Regions from separate parts of the Homo sapiens genome. Here region 1 is linked to region 2. Evidence: read pairs that join two places in POLR2A ChIA-PET (ENCODE). Cell type or tissue: Panc1. All regions are shown on one strand. Links, peaks and the distances in the headings refer to the core of each region. The heading gives the core; the rest is flanking DNA.

Region 1 (10,118 bases), core at 2,298-7,297, 76 kb before region 2:
TGGTTCTTTTTCCTCTTCTACATTAATTGCTAACATTTATCGAGGGCTTTCCGTGTGCCACGCACTGTGCTAAATACTAGGCATGCATATTCTTATTTAATCTGCCCCAAATCTTCATCATTATCCTTATTTACAGATGCAGACAGAAATGAAAGTTCAGAGAGATTATGTAATTTGCACCAATTTGCATCCAGGCCAACCTGAATCCAAACCCTATCTCTTTTTACTTTTTCTTTCCTTTTTTTTTTTTTTTTTAAACAGGGTCTCACTCTTGTCAGCCCAGATGGCATGCAGTGGCACAGTCTATGGAGGCAATCAGGGTTAGCTGTCAGCTCACTGTGGCCTCAACCTCCCAGGCGCAAGTGATCCTCCCACCTCAGCATCCCCAGTAGCTGGGACTACAGGTGTACGCCACTACCCCCAGCTAATTTTTGTATTTTTTTGTAGAGATGAGGTTCCACCATTCTTGCCCAGACTGGTTTCGAACTCCTGGACTCAAGCGATTTGCCTGCCTCGGCCTCAAAAAGTGCTGGGATTACATGCATGAGCCACCACACCCGGACCCTCTCTCTTAAATAGTGGCCCTTTTGCCTCTCTGCAACACAGGAAAAATTCTGTTAGCCTGCATCAGAAGGAGTGGCATGGAGGCTTTGGAGTTAAGAAGATTTAATTCAAATTATGTGTCCGGTGCCTGCCAGCAATGAGACCTTGGTAAGGTTTCTTAACCTCTCTGAGCTGGGACCATACCTTCTGCGTTGGTTTAATATAAAGGTTAAATGCATGTAAATAAATGACTTCTAAAATAAATAACATTCTAAAATGTTAGTAACAACTAAATACAATATTTAGATCTTGTGAGGATTTGATTTGAATAAATAAGATTTTTTTAAAAGACATTTTTGAGACAAAATGTAGACTATCTGATATTAAGAAATTAATCACTTTTTCAGATATGATAATGGCATTGCAGTTTTTTTTAAGTTCTTATCTATTACAGATACATAATGAGGCATTTTGAGTGAAAATATATCTAGGATTTGCTTTCCAATACTCCATCCCCTCCCCATCAAAACACTAAATAAATGAAACAAGATTAGTGAAATACGGAAAATTGTTGAAGTTATTCATTATTCCATTTCCCATATGGAACTTTCCATACTAGTTTCCCTACTGCTGTTGAATATTTGACATGTTTCAAATACATTTGAAATAAATTTATTGTCTGAGATGATCAGGTTGAAAAATAATAAAATGAAATAAATTTAAAAGTAAAATAAACATAACCCTTTTAAGCATTAAAATTAAAAATTATGAGGCTTGTTGAATTATTACTGTTATAAATAATTACATACATGTATTTTTGAAACAGTCTTGCTCTTTCACCCAGGCTGCAGTGCAGTGGCATAATCACAGTTCACTGCGGCCTCAACCTCCCAGGCTCAGGTGATCCTTGCACGTCTGCCTCCCAAGTAGCTGGGACTGCAGGTGTGCACCACCATGCCTGGCTAAATTTTTCTCTTTTGTAGAGACGGGTTTTGCGATTTTGCCCACACTGGTCTTAAAGTCCTGGGCTCACGGGATCCTCCCACCTCAGCCTCTCAAAGTGCTGGGATTATAGGCATGAGCCACTGCACCCAGCCTAACATTTTTTAAGTTAACAAAATACAATGCTAGTACATAATAGGCATCCAGAAATGGCATTTTTTGTCACCATGAGCCATTCAGGGTAGCATGTAAGTCAGACCTGAGCCCTGAAAAGAGCAAGGTAGACAGGTAATTGTTAAGGACGCATTTAATTCCACAGAAGACAGCATATATGAAGGTAAATGGCAGAAGGACTGGGTGACAGGAACAGGCAAATTAAAGTTAGGGGCTGGTTTTCCCTGAAAATGTGCATCACTGCAGAGACACCTCAAGAATTTATAGACTTGGAATCAGATGCACTGGGTGAAATTCTCAACTCTGCTCACGGTTCTGCCACCCAGTCCAGAACTGTGACTGACTTCCCTCGTTTTCAGTTTAGATGCTAGAACTCTCTGGCTCCTTCTAGTTGTCTAGACTGTCCACAATGCTGCTGGCTTTCCCAAGAGAAGGATCATTTCTGAGGCTACGCTGGTTATTTGCCTATCTCAGGAACAAATCAGAGCTGAATGGAAATGTATCCAGTCCATAATCAAACGAAACGTTTTAGGCCCAGTGAGCATTTGTATATTGTTCTTGGAGTAATTTTTCCATGCTCTGGATTTAAGCAGCTGGAATGATTTTTACATATGACCCCGTTTTGAAATGAAAGTTTGTCCTCTTTAAGAGAAAGTGTGCATTTTGGGGAAAAGATAAGACAATATATTTGGTAACTCTTCAAATAAGTGAACCCTTCTATAAAATACTTCCCTTTATATTAAAGGTGGAGCTTTGGGAGAGCTTCTTAAAAACTGGACAAACTGCAGGCATGGAAAAATAGACAAGAGCATGGAGGGGGAAATACCACCTCAGTTGCCTTTCTACCCACTGCTGCAGAATGAAGTCTCAGAGAGGCAACAGGACCAAATGAAGGGGATAGCACAAATCAAGTGTGTGCTTTAGGGATGAGTGATGGATATAATTCATGCAGTTGTTGAAGCAGTCCCAGTGATCCAGAGGCAGGCGAGTCGTTCACTTTCAGTGGCAAGTGAAAGCAATGAAACAATAGGGTTGTAGGGTGTTTCTCAAACCCTTGTTTCTTTGCCATCCTTGAATCTGCAACAACCAAAGCAATGAAAACAAAAACAGAAAATTGAGGCACAGGAGGGTTTATGGAACTCCCATTTGAAACCAACAAGGCAGCATAATTTATTGTAGTAACTTCAACCCTCAATTCTGTTAAGGATGGTATTGAGAGAGCTGGCCTTACTCAAGACCAGAGGCCTAACTGATATTTGTTTAGTAATACTAAGAGATTGCTATCTAGGGTAAGTTTCTAGCCAGAGAGAAAAATAGGTTCCAGGATATGAGAAGGTTCTCAGCTTAAGCCATATATTTTTTAATTAGCCTATTTAGTAGATTCTGTATCCAATACAAAAAACTAGAAGTGATCAACTGGTTTGGGTAACTCCTAAAACTTCCTGCACCTGCCCAGGAGGCGTGCTTGGGAGTCACACATTTCAGCTGTGGCAATAGTAGGTGGCATGCAAGGGCTATGGTGGCCCACAATAGTTCCCAGCTTCAAGTTAGTCCCAAATGAGTGGCTTTAGCTGTGAGGGTGAGGAAAAGAGAGAATTAGTTAATTTCCTATTGCAGATGCAAATCTACTAAAGTTTTAAATTGCACAGTGAGTATAGATTACAGCTAGTTTTCCAGATTCCCTAATGGAGCCACAATTCTTTTTAAGTGGGAGAGAGAACACATGAGACCTTGTATCAGAAAGAATTCTGGCAGGAAACAGGTGGTATTCTCAATAGATAACTGCAGATCATTTAAGGTAAGTAGTATTTACAATACAGTGCAGGCAGGACCGAGCTCCATGGGTGTGCAACCTGTGCAACTAGACCTCAAAATTAGAGGGGCCACACACTAGTTTAATGCTTTGCAATCCCCATCTTTAAATTCTTTGGAATTTTTAAAATGTATATAGAAATGGAAGAGTCTAGTTATGTTGCCCTGGCTCATCTTGAGCTGCTGGCCTCAAGCAGTCCTCCTGCCTCGGCCTCCTGAAGTGCTGGGATTACAAGCATGAACCACTCCGGCCGACCTTTGTAATTTTTGAACAAAGGACCCTGCATTGCACCGGCCCCACAAATTACGTGTGTGCAGGATTAAGGGAAACCAGCAAGGGGTGGTATAGCACCAAAGGACCAAAACCAATATGGAGCCTTTACCATTCCTAGTTCAGAAACAGCAAGAAAAAAAATATCTGCAATGGAGTGAAAGTGATTGCTGAAGTTGTGGCCACAGGTGTAGCTGTAAGAGAGGCCCACCTAAAAGGAGCTGTGGCCTTCAGTAGAAGAACACAACCACAGCCAATTCATAGCCTGCAGAGAGGGAGGTGGATAAATACGTATCCCAAATTATTTCTCTTCCTACCCTCTGATCTGTTTGTGCCTCCCACGGCTGAACCTGACAGGAAGCCAGAGGGTATGGGAGCCCACTGATGGAATCGATGGAGGTCAGCCTTCCAGGGCCTAGGGTACAGTAGAGAAAGGTAGCAAGTAGGTCTATAAAGAGCAATCAGAGAAGATCCAGCCCAGAACTTGTACCTAAAAATTTCAGGATCATGGTTAAGAGTAAATAAAATACAAATAAACAAATTTCAGTAAAGAACTTTACATTGTAATGATTTTTAAAGGACAGTCATTCGGCATGTATCATGCACGGGATTTTATACATTTTTAAAGGAAAAACGAGATTAAGAATTTCAAGAAAAGAGGCTTGGGTGTTTGAAAGGGTCATCACTAATGAAAAGAAAAGGCTGGGATTTCAAAATTTTTTAAACATTCCAGGCCCCGAAGCCACATTTTGCAAACAGCCCATTCCCCTTGATCCTCACTTCCCTCACCCTGAGGCCACCATCACAATACAAAATGCTTTCACAGGCACAGCATCCCAAGATTTGCAAGGGCCACTTGGGCAATAGCAGCTGAATAGAATATATTCCAACAAAGAGGATTTTGGTTCAATTATATATTTATTGATACCTTTTACATAGGAGGAGCATTGAAAAGGTGGTGTAATGGGAATACATTATGCTAACTTGTAACCATTCTGACTACTGAATTCCTCAGCACATTATTAGACTATCCAGTTCACTTTCAAAAAAACAGCGTGGCTCTGATTCATTTGGATTCCACTCATAGTTCCTAGCTCAGAAATGGGCAGAGCTAGATTCACTCTTTATGATTTCCCTGAAAAATAAAGATTTTTCTACAAACATAAACAAGATTCCAGAGACACAACCTTCTTTTTCAAATTGAGGTAAAATATACAGAACACAAACTTAGCCATTTTAAAGTGTATGATTAAGTGGCATTTTGTACATTCACAATCTTGTGTAGCCATCACCTCTATCTAGTTCCAAAATATTTGTATCATCCTGAAGGGAAACTTTACACATAAAGCAGTTAATCCTCATTTCTTCTCCTCAGCCCCTGGAAACCACTAATCTGCCTCTGTCTCTGGATTTACCTATTCAGGATAGATAGATTAGATAGATAGATAGATAGATAGATAGATAGATAGATAGATAGATAGATAGATAGATATAGTAGTAGTTGTTGTTGCCCAGGCTGGAGTGCAATGGCATGATCTCGGCTCACTGCAACCTCTGCCTTCCAGGTTCAAGTGATTCTCCTGCCTCAGCCTCCCAAGTAGCTGGGGTTACAGGCCCCCACCACTACCATGGCCGGCTAATTTTTGTATTTTTAGTAGAGACAGGGTTTCACCATGTTAGCCAGGCTGGTCTCGAACTCCAGACTCGGTCTCAAAAAAAAAAAAAGTCACAGAAAACTTTCTGGAAGAGCTAACCACTTGCATTAAACTGAAGTGAATAAAATACCTAGCTTATAAGTTTCCCATAATATTAAACAGAGTAAAATTTAAAATCTCAATTACTTGTATACCCCGTGTACACTGACATAAATTATCTATAAAGTACTATTTTTTATAAAGGCACTGGAAACAAAGTCATTGGTCATTGGTTTTCTATCATGATGTTTAATATCACGATGTTTAATATCACGATGTAAAATCCTTGCTTTAAGGATTGTAAGAATTAAACTAGCTGGTGCGGTGGCTCACACCTGTAATCCCAGCACTTTGGGAGGCTGAGGCGGCAGATCACAAGGTCAGGAGATCGAGACCATCCTGGCTAACACGGTGAAACCCTGTCTCTACTAAAAATACAAAAAAATTAGCAGGGCTTGGTGGCAGGTGCCTGTAGTCCCAGCTACTTGGGAGGCTGAGGCAGGAGAATGGTGTGAACCTGGGAAGCAGAGGTTGCAGTGAGCCGAGATTGCACCACTGCACTCCAGCCCGGGCTACAGAGCGAGACTCCATCTCAAAAAAAAAAAAAAAAACTAGGCCCGGCGCAGCGGATCACTTGAGGTCAGGAGTTCAAGACCAGCCTGGCCAACATGGTGAAACCCCGTCTCTACTAAAAAAATACAAAAATTACTTGGGCATGGTGGTGGGCGGCTGTAATCCCAGCTACCTGGAGGTTGAGGCAGGAGAATCTCTTGAACCCAGGAGGCGGAGGTTTTGCAGTGAGCCGAGATTGTGCCACTGCACTCCAGCCTGGGCGACAGAGTGAGAGTCTGCCTCAAAAAAAAAAAAAAAAAAAAAAAGAAGGAAAGACAGAGAGAGAGAGAGAAAGCGAGAAAGAATGAAAGAAAGGGAGAAAGAAAGAGAGAGAGGAGAGAAAGAGAAAAGAAAAGAAAGAAAAAAGAAAAGAAAAGTATTAAACTAACAAGATGTTTTCCTGATTTTTAATTTGGTTGTTTTCCTGCTATTGAGCTTTGAGGAGTTTTTCTAGGTACAACTCCTTTGCACATGCAATTTGCAAATATTTTCCCTTAGTCTACAGTTTCATTCTCTTAACGGTGTATTTCACAAAGCCAAAGCTTTTAATTTTAATAAAATCCAATTTGTTACTTTCCCATTTTATGGGTTGTACTTTTTTTTTTTTTTTTTTTTGAGACGGAGTCTCCCTCTGTTGCCCAGGCTGGAGTGCAGTGGCGCGATTTCAGCTCACTGCAACCTCTGCCTTCCGGGTTCACGCCATTCTCCTGCCTCAGCCTCCCGAGTAGCTGGGACTACAGGCGCCTGCCACCACGCTCGGCTAATTTTTAGTATTTTTAGTAGTGTCAGGGTTTCACCGTGTTAGCCAGGATGGTCTCGATCTCCTGACCTCATGATGCACCTGCCTCGGCCTCCCAAAGTGCTGGGATTACAGGCATGAGCCACCGCGCCCGGCCAGGTTGTACTTTTGATGTTAGGTCTAAGAACACTCCCTAATCCCAAATCATGTACATTTCTACTGTTTTCTTCTAAAAGTTGTATAGTTTTACATTTTATTTTTACATCTATGATGCATTTTTGAGTTAATTTTTATATAAGGTGTGAGATTGAGATGAAACTTTTTTGTTTTTAATTTTGTTGTTATTGTTGTTGTTGTTATGTGTTCGTTTGTTTGTTTTTGAGACAGGGTCTTATTCTGTCACCCAGGCTAGAGTGCACTGGCACAATCTCGGCTCACTCCAGCCTTGACCTCCCAGGTTCAAGTGATCCTCCCACCTCAGCCTCCCAAGTAGCTGGGGCTACAGGCATGCACTACCACTCCTGGCTCATTTTTTTTTTTTTTTTTTTTTTTTTTTTTTTTTTTTGTAGAGATGAGCTCTCTCTATGTTGCCTAGGCTGGTCTCGAACTCATGGCTTGAGCAATCCTCCCACCTCAGCCTCCCTAAGTGCTGGGATTACAAGTGCAAGTCACTGTTCCCAGCCTGTTTTTATTTTTTTTGTGGAATATTTTTGTATACAGATGTCAGTTGTTCCAACACCACATGTTAAAAAGATTATCACTTTTCCATTTAATTGCGTTTGTACCTTTTTCAGCAATCCACATTTGTGACTTTATTTCTGGACATTTTATCCTTATTAATTGGCCTGTGCATCTATCCTCTGCCAATAGCACACTATCCAGATTACTGTTACTTTACAGCAAGTCTTAAAATCGGGTAGACCTGTTCTTCCTGCTTTATTCTTCTTTTTAAAAATGGTTTTGGCTCTTCTGATCCCTTTGCCTTTCCAAATAAATTTTAGAATCAGCTTGTGTATACTTACAAAAGTCCTATTGGAATTTTTATTGGAATTGCATTACATCTATAGATTAATGTGAGAAGAATTTGACATTTTAACTAAATTAAATCTTCCAACCCACATTATGTCTCTCCATTTATTATGTCTTCTTTGGTTTCTTTCATCAGTGTTCATACTTGTCAGCATATAGATATCCTGCACAAGTTTTGGTATATTTATACCTAAGTATTTCTCATTTTAAAATTTTAATTAGTATTTTTTAAAATATTGGTTTCCAAATTTTAAAATAAAATATATAGAAGCATGATACATTTTTTTGAGTTGACTTTATACACTGGGACTATAATAAATTCATTAATTAGGGTAGGAGTTTCTTTGGATATTCCTTGGGATTTTCTACATAGAAAATCATCACTTGCAAATAGGAACAGTATTTTTCTTTCTAATCTGTATGCCTTTTACTTTTTTTCTCTGCCTTACTGTACTGGCTAGGACTTCCAGTACCATATTGAATAGGAGAGATGAAAGTGGACATCCCTGCCTTGCTTTCTATCCTAGGGGAAAGTATTCAGTCTTTTACCATTAAGTATGATGTTCACTTTGGTATTTTGTAAATTATCAAATAAAGGAAATTCTCTTTTATTTCTAGATTGCCGAGGGTTTTTACCATTAAGGAATGCTGGGCTTTTTGAAATGCTTTCTTTTTGCTTTGTTTGATATGCTGTTGTCATTTTTACTCTCTGGTTTTTTAATTTGGTGGATTATAATAATTGATTTTTGAACATGGAACCAGCCTTGCATTCCTAGGATCTAGGATAAACCCCATGTGGTCATGAAATTTTTTTTTTTTTTTTTTGAGACGGAGTCTCACTCTGTCACCCAGGCTGGAGTGCAGTGGCACAATCTCGGCTCACTGCAACCTCTGCCTCCTGGGTTCAAGCGATTCTCCTGCCTCAGCCTCCTGAGTAGCTGCAATTACAGGCACGCGCCATCATGCCTGACTAATTTTTCTATTTTTAGTAGAGACAGCGTTTCACCATGTTGGGCAGGCTGGTCTCGAACTCCTGACCTTGTGATCTGCCCACGTCAGCCTCCCAAAGTGCCGGGATTACAGGTGTGAGCCACCGCACCTGGCCAAATGTTATTCTTTTTACATATTGCTGGATTCAATTTCCTAATTTTTCATGAAAATTTTTGTGTACTGTTCATGAAGGATATTGGTCTATAGTTTTCCTGTATTGTCTTTGTCCAGCCTCATAATATGAACTGGGAAGTGTTCCTTTCTCTCCTATTTTCTGAAAAAGATTGTGTAGAATTGGTGCTATTTGTTCATTAAAAGTTTAATAGAAATTCACCTATCTGAGCTTGGAGATCTTTTTATTTTATTGATATTCTCTATTGTTTTTCTGTAATCAATGTTATTGAGTTCTCCTCTTTATTATTTCCTTCCTTCTGCTTGCATTGGATTTTATTTTGCTCTTCTTTTTGTTAGTTTTTTAAGGTAGAAGACTAATTTGTTGCTTTGAGACCTTTGTGGGTTTTTTTTTCTTCCCTCCCTCCCTCCCTCCCTTCTTTCCTTCCTTCCTTCCTTCGTTCTTTCCTTCCTTCCTTCCTTCCTTCCTCTGTCTCTCTCTCTCTCTTTCTTTCTTTCTTTCTAGACAGAGTTTCACTCTGTCGCCCAGGCTGGAGTGCAGTGGCTTGATCTTGGCTCCCTGCAATCTCACCCTCCCAGGTTCCAGTTATTCTTCCACCTCATCCTCCCAAGTAGCTGGAATTACAGGTATCAGCCACCACACCCTTCTGATTTTTGTATTTTTAGTAGACACAGGGTTTCACTATGTTGGCCAGGCTGGTCTCGAACTCCTGATCTCAAGCAATATGCCCACTTCAGCCTCCCAAAGTGCTGGGATCCCAGGCGTGAGCCACCATGCCCGGCCTAGACCTTTCTTTTTTCTTAATGTAAGCATTTTAATGAACTCAGTGCTCAATGGTGCCCAGGCTGGAGTGCAGTGGCGTGATCTCGGCTCACTACAACCTCCACCTCCCAGCCGCCTGCCTTGGCCTCCCAAAGTGCCGAGATTGCAGCCTCTGCCCGGCCGCCACCCCGTCTGGGAAGTGAGGAGCGTCTCTGCCTGGCCGCCCATCGTCTGGGATGTGAGGAGCCCCTCTGCCTGGCTGCCCAGTCTGGAAAGTGAGGAGCCTCTCTGCCCGGCCACCATCCCACCTAGGAAGTGAGGAGCGCCTCTTCCCGGCCACCATCACATCTAGGAAGTGAGGAGCGTCTCTGCCCGGCCGCCCATCGTCTGAGATGTGGGAAGCGCCTCAGCCCCGCC
Region 2 (10,118 bases), core at 1,678-6,677:
TCCTCAAATTCATTTTAACCTGTTTTCCATCCAATCCTCAATCAGACAGGCTTGGGAGAAGTTACTTCCTCTCTCACCTCTTTCTCTGCTCTTAGGAGGGGTCCAAAAAAAAATGAACAACCAGCGTAAGTAATCCCCATGTGTCTGCTACTCTAGTTGCCACTGACCATCTAGAAATAAAGTATGAACCACAAATGTGAGCTACAGATGAAATTTTAAATTTTCTAGTAGTCAAATTTAAAAAGATAAAGAGACGAGTGAAATACATTTTAACAATATATTTAATTTAACCCAAATATATCCAAAACAATATGTTTCAATGTGTATTTAATATGAAGCATTATGAACTATTTTATGTTTCTTTTTTATAGTAAGTCTTTTTGATATCTGGTGTGTATTTTACACTCACAGTTCATAAGGATCCATGAAACACCTATTATAGGCCAGGTGCAGTGGCTCACACTTATAATCCCAGCACTTTGGGAGGCCAAGGCGGGCAGATAATTTGAGGTTAGGAGATCGAGACCAGCCTAGCCAACATGGTGAAACCCCATCTCTACTAAAAATACAAAAATTAGTTGGGCATGGTGGTGAGCGCTTGTAGTCCCAGTTACTCAGGAGGGGGAGGCAGGAGAATCACTTGAACCCGACAGAGGCAGAGGTTGCAATGAGCCAAGATTGAGTCAATGCACTCCAGCCTGGACGACAGAGACTCTGTCTCAAAAAAAAAAAAAAAGGAAGAAACACCTATTACACTGCTGGGTAATTAGTACACTCTCAGCAATGCTCAGTTCCTTCTTTCTCAAGTGGAGGAGATGTACCAGGTCAGGGATATACCAGATCAGGTGTTAGGTGGAGTGAGGAGTGACTCCTAATTTTCCTCTGAAATGGTGTCTTTCAACCATTTTAGCCCGTGTTGCCTTTTGTTCCCTTCCTTTTTTTTTTTTTTTTCCTGAGGTAAGGTCTGGCTCTGTCGCCCAACCTGGAGTGGCACGATCTCAGCTCACTGCAGCCTCTGCCTCCCAGGCTCAAGTGATCCTCCCACCTCAGCTCCACGAGTAGCTGGGACTACAGGCATGTGCCACCACACCCGGCTAATTTTTGTAGAGATGAGGTTTCGCCATGTTGCCCAGGCTGGTCTCGAACTCCTGGCCTCAAGAAATCAGCCCACCTTGGCCTCCCAAAGTGCTGGGATTACAGGCTTGAGCCACCATGTCTGGCCTTCCTTTCTCTTTCTGTTACAAATCCTCCTCTAAAACGTCTTCCTCATTTTGAGGCTTCTGTCTAAACCTTGGATGAGCCTTGCATTAATTAAGGGTTTTAAATTAAAAATAATTTCTTTCTCATTACAAAAACTACATGTGCTTCTTAGACAAAAATCAGAAAATATAGAAAAGCAGAAAGAAGAACCACCAGATTCTCACCATCTGCAGGACAATCAGTCTAACACCTAGGATATATCCTCACAGCAGCTGTTTTCATCCTGGCTGCTCATCAAGATCTCTGGGAGTTTAAAGCTATATGGTGCCAGTCTTTACCCACAGACACTAGGATTAAATTGATCTGGGTACCACCTGGGCATGAGGATTATTTTTTCCATGCTCCCCAGGTGAATTCTAATGAGCACCCAAGACAAGAACCAGTGTTCTAGAGCAGTGAGCCTCACACTTTAATGTGCACACCAATCACGTGGAGATCTTGTCAAAATGCAGATTCTCAGTCAGTGGTCTGGAGTGGGGCTCCAGATGCTACATTTCTATCAAGCTCCCTGGTAATGCTGGGGTAGCAGGTCTGCCAACCATACTTTTACTATTCCAGGCCCTTAGGTATACATAGATGTACATACTTTTTTCCCCTAAAAATTAGATCCAATCATAGTCCTGTTTTACAACGTGCTTTTTTAATTCAATGATCCATCATGACCTTCTTTGCATGTTAAACAAAATGGACTTCTGCAAAACCAATTTGATTGGCTACACGAGATTCTATTTTAAAGACATACTGTAAGTTACTTAGTGCAGTGATGTGGAGATGGGGTTTGCAGCTGGTATAGAGTCTGGGAATTTCAGCACCCCCCTCCATTCTGGTTGCAGAGGTCAAGTATGGGGGTCCCCGAGTAATTCTGATACACTATCCTTCTTTCCTCTTCTCAGACCTTGAGAACCACTGATCTATTAAGTTCCCATTTGGGGGAACTTAGATTTCCAAACATTTGGCATTACAAACATAGCAAAAAGAATTATTTTTTTGGAAAAAAAAAAGAGAAAAAAAAATCAGCCACACCAATCCTGTGAGGTAGGTGTTATCACTGTAATCATTTTACAGATAAGTGTCTCCTAGAAATCTGTATTTTTAAAAATTTACCCATGAGGTTCTGCCAATCATCTAGATAGGGAATCACTGAAATTCTTATAGGAAGATCATGGTGTTTCCTGGATAAAGCCAAGCTCAGAGTGCTGGGTACACAAACAGTCCCTGTGCTGAGGAGCAAGTTCAGAGCCACGTGTCTTCTTCTTTCTTTCTTTCTTTTTTTTTTTGAAACAGTGTTTCACTCTTGTCGCCCAGGTTGGAATGCAGTGGTGCAATCTTGGCTCACTGCAACCTCCGCCTCCTGGGTTCATGCGATTCTTCTGCCTCAGCCTCCCAAGTAGCTGGGACTACAGTAACTGGGAGCACAAGCCACCAGGCCTGGCAAATTTTTCTTATTTTTAGTAGAGACAGGGTTTCACCATGTTGGCCAGGCTGGTCTTGAACTCCCGACCTCAGGTGATCTGCCCACCTTGGCCTCCCAAAGTGCTGGGATTACAGGTGTGAGCCACCACACCCAGCCCAGAGCCATGGGTCTTCTGTGTCCACTGGCGAATGGATCAGGGGTGGAAAACCAATGCAGGGTCAGCCAATGAGTGGCCCAGCCAGCAGCAGCCCGTGAGGGGCTCCACTGTAAAAACTCCTGTCCACCAAAGAAGAGGCAGTGCCATGAGGTCATAGAAGCCATTGAGAACCAGAACTCTTGATAAGTAGAAGCTTGTAGAGAACAGAAGCCATGAGGCAAAGAAAAGAAGGGTTAGAGGTGAGCTGGTAGTGGCAAAAGTGTGAGAATCAGAGGCAGAAGGAGGCTGTGTCACAGTCATGTCAAAAGGTAGACAATCTCCTGCTGAGAGGGGGACACGTTACTGTCCCCAGAGCTCTGTATCCTGGGCCCCACTTCTGGTTCCCCAGCCATGCTGTAGCTGCAATGAGGCCCAGCTGGGCAGCCACTCTGGTGCCGGCAGTGCCCTGATTCCCCCAATTACCATGTGGGTTCTTCACAATAATTATGTAACCTACCCTCCCACTGGAGGAAGAGAATTATTTGAGATAAACCAAAGAAAGCCATTTACTACAAGCAAGAGAGCTTAGCACATACTTTAAGTAATTAGATTCATTTATTAAACTTTTGAATAAAGGATTTAAAATGTGATTGCAATGGGAAGAAGTGTGGAAGAGGATGGGAAAACACAGGGTAACTGAAGGAAGTGAAGACTAGGGGGTCCCTGGGGTAGGAAGAGAGAGGAAAGACATTGCAAAGAGGGCAAAATGAGGGAGAAGGAGGGGGCAAACTTCTTTATCCACAACCAGTCCAGGCTATTCCAGTCAGAGAGAGAACCCAACTGGAGGCTAGTGTCAGAGGGCAGGAGCAGCTGAGCAGCACAGGGTTGTCCAGGAGAAGATGTTGAGAGGTGGTGTGATACTCAGAGCACGTTCGATGGTGCAGGGAGCAGGTGAGTCCCCCGAGGGGGCCTTGCTCTGTTGATGACTAATCAGAAGTAACAAGATTTTCTGACTTGGAGTTCACTCTCCACTCACAACCAGAATAAAGACCCTGGTCTACTTTCAGAGGACAGAGCTTGCACATCCAAGAAGTTCCTACCACTTCCCCTAAGACAAAAGATGTGGAAGTGAGAACAGGAGACTAAGGGATCAGCATCTTCCTGCTAACCATGGGGTGGATCGGTTTAGGCAAGTCCCCAGCTGCTATCGAACTCCCAGACAGGCCTGACCCTTAACAGCCTCTCTCCATGAGCAGGAGCTTTATTCACTTATTTAGTGACAGAAGCATCAGTCCCAGAAGACATATAGAATAATAGTAACACCAACAATAACAATCACTTATAGGTCCTCACTTATGGGCCTGACATCCTGTCAGGAGCCTTTTACCCAATATCTCACTTCATCTTCACATCAGCCTTCTGAGTGAGGTAAGTTCGATGACTGTCCTCATTTTCCAGATAAGCTGAGGCTCAGGGAGGTTCATTAATTTGATGGAGCTAATTAGAGCAGAAATGGGATCCACACTAGATCTGTCTAATCCAGAGTCTATGCTCTTGGTCACTTGAGCTATACTGACTCCCTCATCAATTATGACAGTTAAAAGGGAATATGGAAGTGGTCTAAGCTCCAAGCCCATCTAAAATATGAAGGCATCTTCGAAACCTCCCCATTTCACTGTACACTTGGAGAATTGTAAGAGTCATCCCATTTGGCCACTGTCTGATGGTGAAATCAAGCCTTGGGCAGCAGCAACTTCCACTTGCAGACATAATCAGAAGTCTCTCATTTATAATACACTGAACTTTTTCTAGAACCTTCCACCTCAGTGTTTCCCCAGGTAGTAGATAAACTGTGAAAAGCCAGGTCTTGAGTTAGCCAAATCAAGCTGATGCAATGAATCAAACACCATCTTCATCAAAGAAAAGGGATCAGCAAATCACTAAACCAACACAGCACTTTGCTGTTTGTCAGCAAGCAGCAACCCCAGACCTTGTTCCAGTGGCCCAGAGACAGCCTTACCTATCTCCTCTGGGAAATCTTCTACAGGACTCTTGAGGAGACTACAGAATCGTGAGGCCAAGTCTGAGAGCTTTGGAGAAAGGAGTAGCAGAAATTCCTTTTACTTCGTCCTTTTTTTATCAGGCTTGTCTTGTTGTTGGCTGAAGAAAAACAGTCTGTTGAACTACATTCTTGTCCAAACAACACAATTAACTTCCTCCTCTTCCTTTTCCTTTCCCTTCTCCTCCTTTTCCGGCTGCCTGAAGCTTCGAGAAAGTAAATTTTGTGTCTTTCATTTAATATTACCTCTGTAGTTGCTGAGACCACAGCTTGCGGAGCTGACTTACAAGTAGGCATCACCCTATAAACTATTATTTGATTTGAAGGAGGGTAGAGGGTCAGTCTGTTCAGGTACTGGACACTAATTTTTTAAATTACTCACCAGATAGTTCCAATGCTGTTAAACTGTTCCAAAGTATAAGAGAGAAAGCAAGCTTTTAGATTATTTTTTTACAAAAGCAATATGACACTGATACTAAAACCTAAAAAATACAGCATTGAATAGAAAAAATGCAGGCAAATTTCTCTCATGAATATGGATTTTAAAAATCTGTAGGGGAGGCCAGGCGCAGTGGCTCACACCTGTAATCCCAGCACTTTGGGAGGCCAAGGTGGGTGGACCACCTGAGGTCGGGAGTTCCTCCTGGCCAATATGGTGAAACCCCGCCTCTACTAAAAATACAAAAATTAGCTGGGCGTGGTGGCAGGCACCTGTAACCCCAGCTACTCGGGAGGCTGAGGCAGGAGAATTGTTTGAACCTGGGAGGTAGAGGTTGCAGTGAGCCGAGATCGTGCCACTGCACTCCAGCCTGGACAACAGATCAAGACTCCATCTCAAAAAAAAAAAAAATCTGTAGGGGACCAAAAGGTATTTGGAAAAATTATACATTCATTTCTGACACAAACCTTTTAATAAAAAAGAGAGATATTTCCTTAACACAATAAATAAATGTATGCAATCAGATCCAAACCAGCAGCATGCTTAATGGTGAAATACTAAAAGAATCCCAGCAAATCCAGGAAAAAGACAAGGATGCCCGTATCACTACTACTATTTCACATTGTAGTGAAGGTATAAGCCAATAGTATTTTAGAAGGAAAATAAATATTAAAATAAATATTAAGGTATAAAAGTTAGTAAGGGAAGGAAAATTTTCATTATTTGCAGTTGTTATAGTACTGTGTACTTTGAAAACTTAAGAGTAAGCAAATGCACTTCAGTATCTAATTGCAAAATAAATATACAAATGAATAGCTATGCTATAAGTAAATGACTCAGACCTAAGAAAACAGAATCCTAAGGTGGCAGTGGAGAAAGATAGAAATCAAATCAATTTACACGACAGAATCTCCCAAAAGGCTCAGGAATGGATGGAACCATTTATCTTTGGAAATGAAAGAGAGATAAAACAGAGAACTGATGGAAATACCACTTAAGAAGCAATTAGAGGCCTGGCATAGTGGCTCACACCTGTAATCGCAGCACTCTGGGAGGCTGAGGTGGAAGGATCACTTGAGGCCAGTAATTCAAGACCAGCCTGGGCAACATAGTGGGAACTTGTCTCTACCAAAAATAAATAAATAAATAAAAATAGCGCACACCTGTAGTCCTAGCTACTCAGGAGGTGGAGGTAGAAGAATTGCTTGAGCCCAGGAGTTCAAGGTTACAGTGGGTTATGATTGTGACACTGCACTCCAGCCTGGGCGATAGAGCACAACTCTCTCTCTCTAGTTAATAAATAAATAAATAAAAGCAATTAGAGCCTTAGATGCCCCCCCAACTCCCTGTCTCCCCACAGCAACAGATTGGTGGTTTATTGCCTAAAAAGGGTAAACTGGGGGTGAGGGTGAGGTAGATGTCTGGTCTGGAGGACACTAGGCACACTTGACACTACACAGAAAACAGGATGCCGGGTGCAGTGGCTCATGCCTGTAATCCCAGCACTTTGGGAGGCCAGGGCAGGCAGATCACAAGGTCAGGAGTTCAAGACCAGCCTGACCAACATGGTGAAACTCCATGTCTACTAAAAATACAAAAAACTAGCCGGGCGTGGTGGTGCACACCTATAATCCCAGCTACTTAGGAGGCTGAGGCAGGAGAATCACTTGAACCCGGGAGGCAGAGGTTGCAGTGAGCTGAGATCGCACCACTGCACTCCAGCCTGGGCGATAAAGCGAGACTCCATTTCAAAAAAGGAAGGAGGGAAGGAAGGAAGGAAGGAGAAAGAGAGAAAGAGAGAGAAAGGAAGGAAGGAAGGAAGGAAGGAAGGAAGGAAGGAAGGAAGGAAAGAAAGAAAGAAAGAAAGGAAGGAAGGAAGGAAAGAAAGAGAAAGAAAGAAGGAAAGAAAGAAGAAAGAAAGAAAGAAAGAAAGAAAGAAAGAAAGAAAGAAAGAAAGAAAGAAAGAAAGAAAGAAAGAAAGGGAGAGAAAACAGGATTAGGTGTAAGCACTAGAGGCAGAAACTCTTGCCTTCTTCCGCCTCTGCTCCTATAACATTGGCAGCCTGGCTTGCACCCTTCCAGACAGAGATGGGAAAGGACACATCTGGGGAATCTGATCAGCTGACAAGTAAAGACATAAACGTATAGACCTCAAGCATTCCTCCAATGAAACCATCCAGCCAGAACACCCTATAAATCCTTCCTTGCATTGTCAAAGTTTCCAATCAGCTTAAATAGGAGCAAACTACCAAGGATCACCTGAGGCATCTGAGGAAAACTTCTAACATGGATCACTAGAAACTAAAATGTACAAATAGAAAAAAGAAACTTGGAGAAAATGAATTATGCAATTACACAAGGAGAAGAAAACTAAAACAAAACAAATCTTATCATTAATATGAATATTAGGATTCTCCAGAGAAACAGGAACAATAAGGTAAATGGATGGATGGATGGATAGATAGATAGACAGATAGATATTTATCTGGTTGATCCTGCTAGTAGCAATAAATAAATAAATAAATAATAGATGTAGATATATAAAGGGGAGATTATTATAAGGAATTGGCTCACACGAATATGGAGGCTAAGAAGTCCACAAATCTGCAGTCTAAAAGCCTGAGAACCAGTAGGCTGATGATGTAAGTTCCAGTCCATGTCCAAAGACAGAAGCCCAATGTCCCAGGTCAAACACCATAAGGTAGAGAAAGCAAATTCCCTCTTGCTCAGCCTTTTTGTTCTATTCAAATTGAATACCACAGATTGAATCAGGCTTGCTCACGTTGGTGAAGGCAATTTGTTTTACTCAGTCTACTGATTCAAATGTTAATCTCATCCAGAAACCCCCTTGTCACCCTGCCTGCAGATAACCCAGAATAATGTTTAACCAAATATCTGGGTACCCTATGGGCCCAGTCAAGTTGACACATCAAATTAACTATCACAATATCCTTAGAAAAGTTAAAAGCAATTGTAATATCATATCCATAAACTAAGTATAGAGTGCTACAAAGAAAAAAATATTCACAGGGAAAAGAATGAGAGAGGGCCGTTGCAAATTAATGACATGATAGCAGAGATTATTTTTAATATACAGAAAGTTTGGAAGATGATGTTGAGGAAATCTCTAAGTATGTAGAGTTCAAACACAAAGAGGTAGAAAATAGGAATGAAAAGATAAGAAAATTAGAAGGCTAGTTCAGGTGGAACATGACCCAAATAGTAGGAGTCCCAGAAAGAATAAACAGTGAACATGAAAGAAAGGAAACCGTTAAAGAAATAGTTCAAGGGAATTGCCCAGAAATGTATAGTATGAGTTTCCAAATTAAAAGTGTCCAGCACAAAGAATTAAAATAGACCTATACTAAGGTACATCATGCAGATTTCACAATGGGGACGAAGAAAAATATCTTCCACATTTCTGGAGAGAAAGCCAAAGGACCCATATAAAAGATCAGGGACAAAAATGGCTTCTGACTTCTCAACAGGAAGCTGGAAAGCAAAAAAGCAATGCCTTCAAAATTCTAGAGTAAAATGATTTTCAATCTAGAGAAACCATGTCCAGCCATTTTTCAAGTATGAGAGCAAAATAAAAATATTTTAGATGTGAGAAAATTTACCCCCCATGCACCCTTCCTTATGAAGCTATTGAAGGGTATGTTTTATCCAAACATGACAGTAAAGAAAACAAAACAAGGAAGACAGAATGTCCAGGAAACTGGAGCTCTATCACAGGCTAAGGGAATCCCAGGAGACCATGACAGAAGACAAAGGGATACAAAATGTGCACCCATCATGGAGAGCGGCAAGCCCAGATTTTTTTTTTCAGGGAGATAACGTTGAGAAAATAATCAATCTCGCAAAGAGATATATAAGCTAGGTAAGAGTTTGAGGTTGAGGCCGGGTGCAGTGGCTCACGCCTGTAATCCCAGCACTTTGGGAGGCCGAGGCAGGCGGATCACGAGGTCAGGAGATCGAGACCATCCTCGATAACACGATGAAACCCCGTCTCTACTAAAATAATACAAAAAAATAGCCGGGCGTGGTGGCAGGCGCCTGTAGTCCCAGCTACTCGGGAGGCTGAGGCAGGAGAATGGCGTGAACCTGAGAGGCGGAGCTTGCAGTGAGCCGAGCCGAGATTGTGCCACTGCACTCCAGCCTGGGCGACAGAGCAAGACTCCGTCTCAAAAAAAAAAAAAAGAGTTTGAGGTTGAATGAATGATAATGACATTAAGAAAAAACAACTGAGGAAATGGAGGAAAAAAGTGACAATTATTAACTCCAGGGAAAACAAATACTAAATACTAAAATGCATTAAAAATCTACCTTATTTGTAACAATTTGGTGCTGGTTCAGAAATATAGACAATTGTAACAGATTAAAGAATTCAGGAAAAGTCCCATATACAAATGAGGATTTAAAGTGTGATATGAGCGGCACTTCAAATCAGTGGGAAAAAGCAGAGGTTTTCTTTTTGTCTTTTTTTTTTTTTTTTTTGAGACGGAGTCTTGCTCTGTCGCCCAGGCTGGAGTGCAGTGGCGCAATCTCGGCTCACTGCAAGCTCTGCCTCCCGGGTTCACGCCATTCTCCTGCCTCAGCCTCCCGAGTAGCTGGGACTACAGGCGCCCGCCACCACGCCCGGCTAATTTTTTGTATTTTTAGTAGAGACGGGGTTTCACCGTGTTAGCCAGGATGGTCTCGATCTGCTGACCTCGTGATCCGCCCGCCTCGGCCTCCCAAAGTGCTGGGATTACAGGCGTGAGCCACCGTGCCCGGCCCAGAGGTTATCAACAAATCATGTTGGCTAGTC

Evidence for each region. ChIA-PET counts read pairs that join two places held together with the same protein. Peaks named below come from ENCODE experiments on the same cell type or tissue, not always from the same donor. Only the 100,000 strongest peaks of a DNase experiment are listed, where the experiment ranks them.
Region 1: POLR2A ChIA-PET joins it to region 2 with 5 read pairs; 20 of 35 experiments call an interaction of 5 or more read pairs at or near these places.

Annotation. Positions count from the first base shown.
Region 1 is chr6:42,456,289-42,466,406 of GRCh38, forward strand. It overlaps LOC124900214 (arf-GAP with GTPase, ANK repeat and PH domain-containing protein 2-like), which reads left to right. Exons shown (of 4, transcript XM_047419627.1): 4 at 448-896. LOC107986596 (a long non-coding RNA gene) reads left to right here. Exons shown (of 5, transcript NR_171668.1): 5 at 448-896. Among named protein-coding and RNA genes, the nearest start is that of TRERF1, 9.4 kb to the left of the region's middle. In Panc1, for the core only: no CTCF peak of the experiment used is centred there; no DNase peak of the experiment used is centred there.
Region 2 is chr6:42,533,218-42,543,335 of GRCh38, forward strand. No RefSeq gene overlaps it. Among named protein-coding and RNA genes, the nearest start is that of UBR2, 26 kb to the right of the region's middle. In Panc1, for the core only: no CTCF peak of the experiment used is centred there; no DNase peak of the experiment used is centred there; H3K27ac peaks cover 381 bases.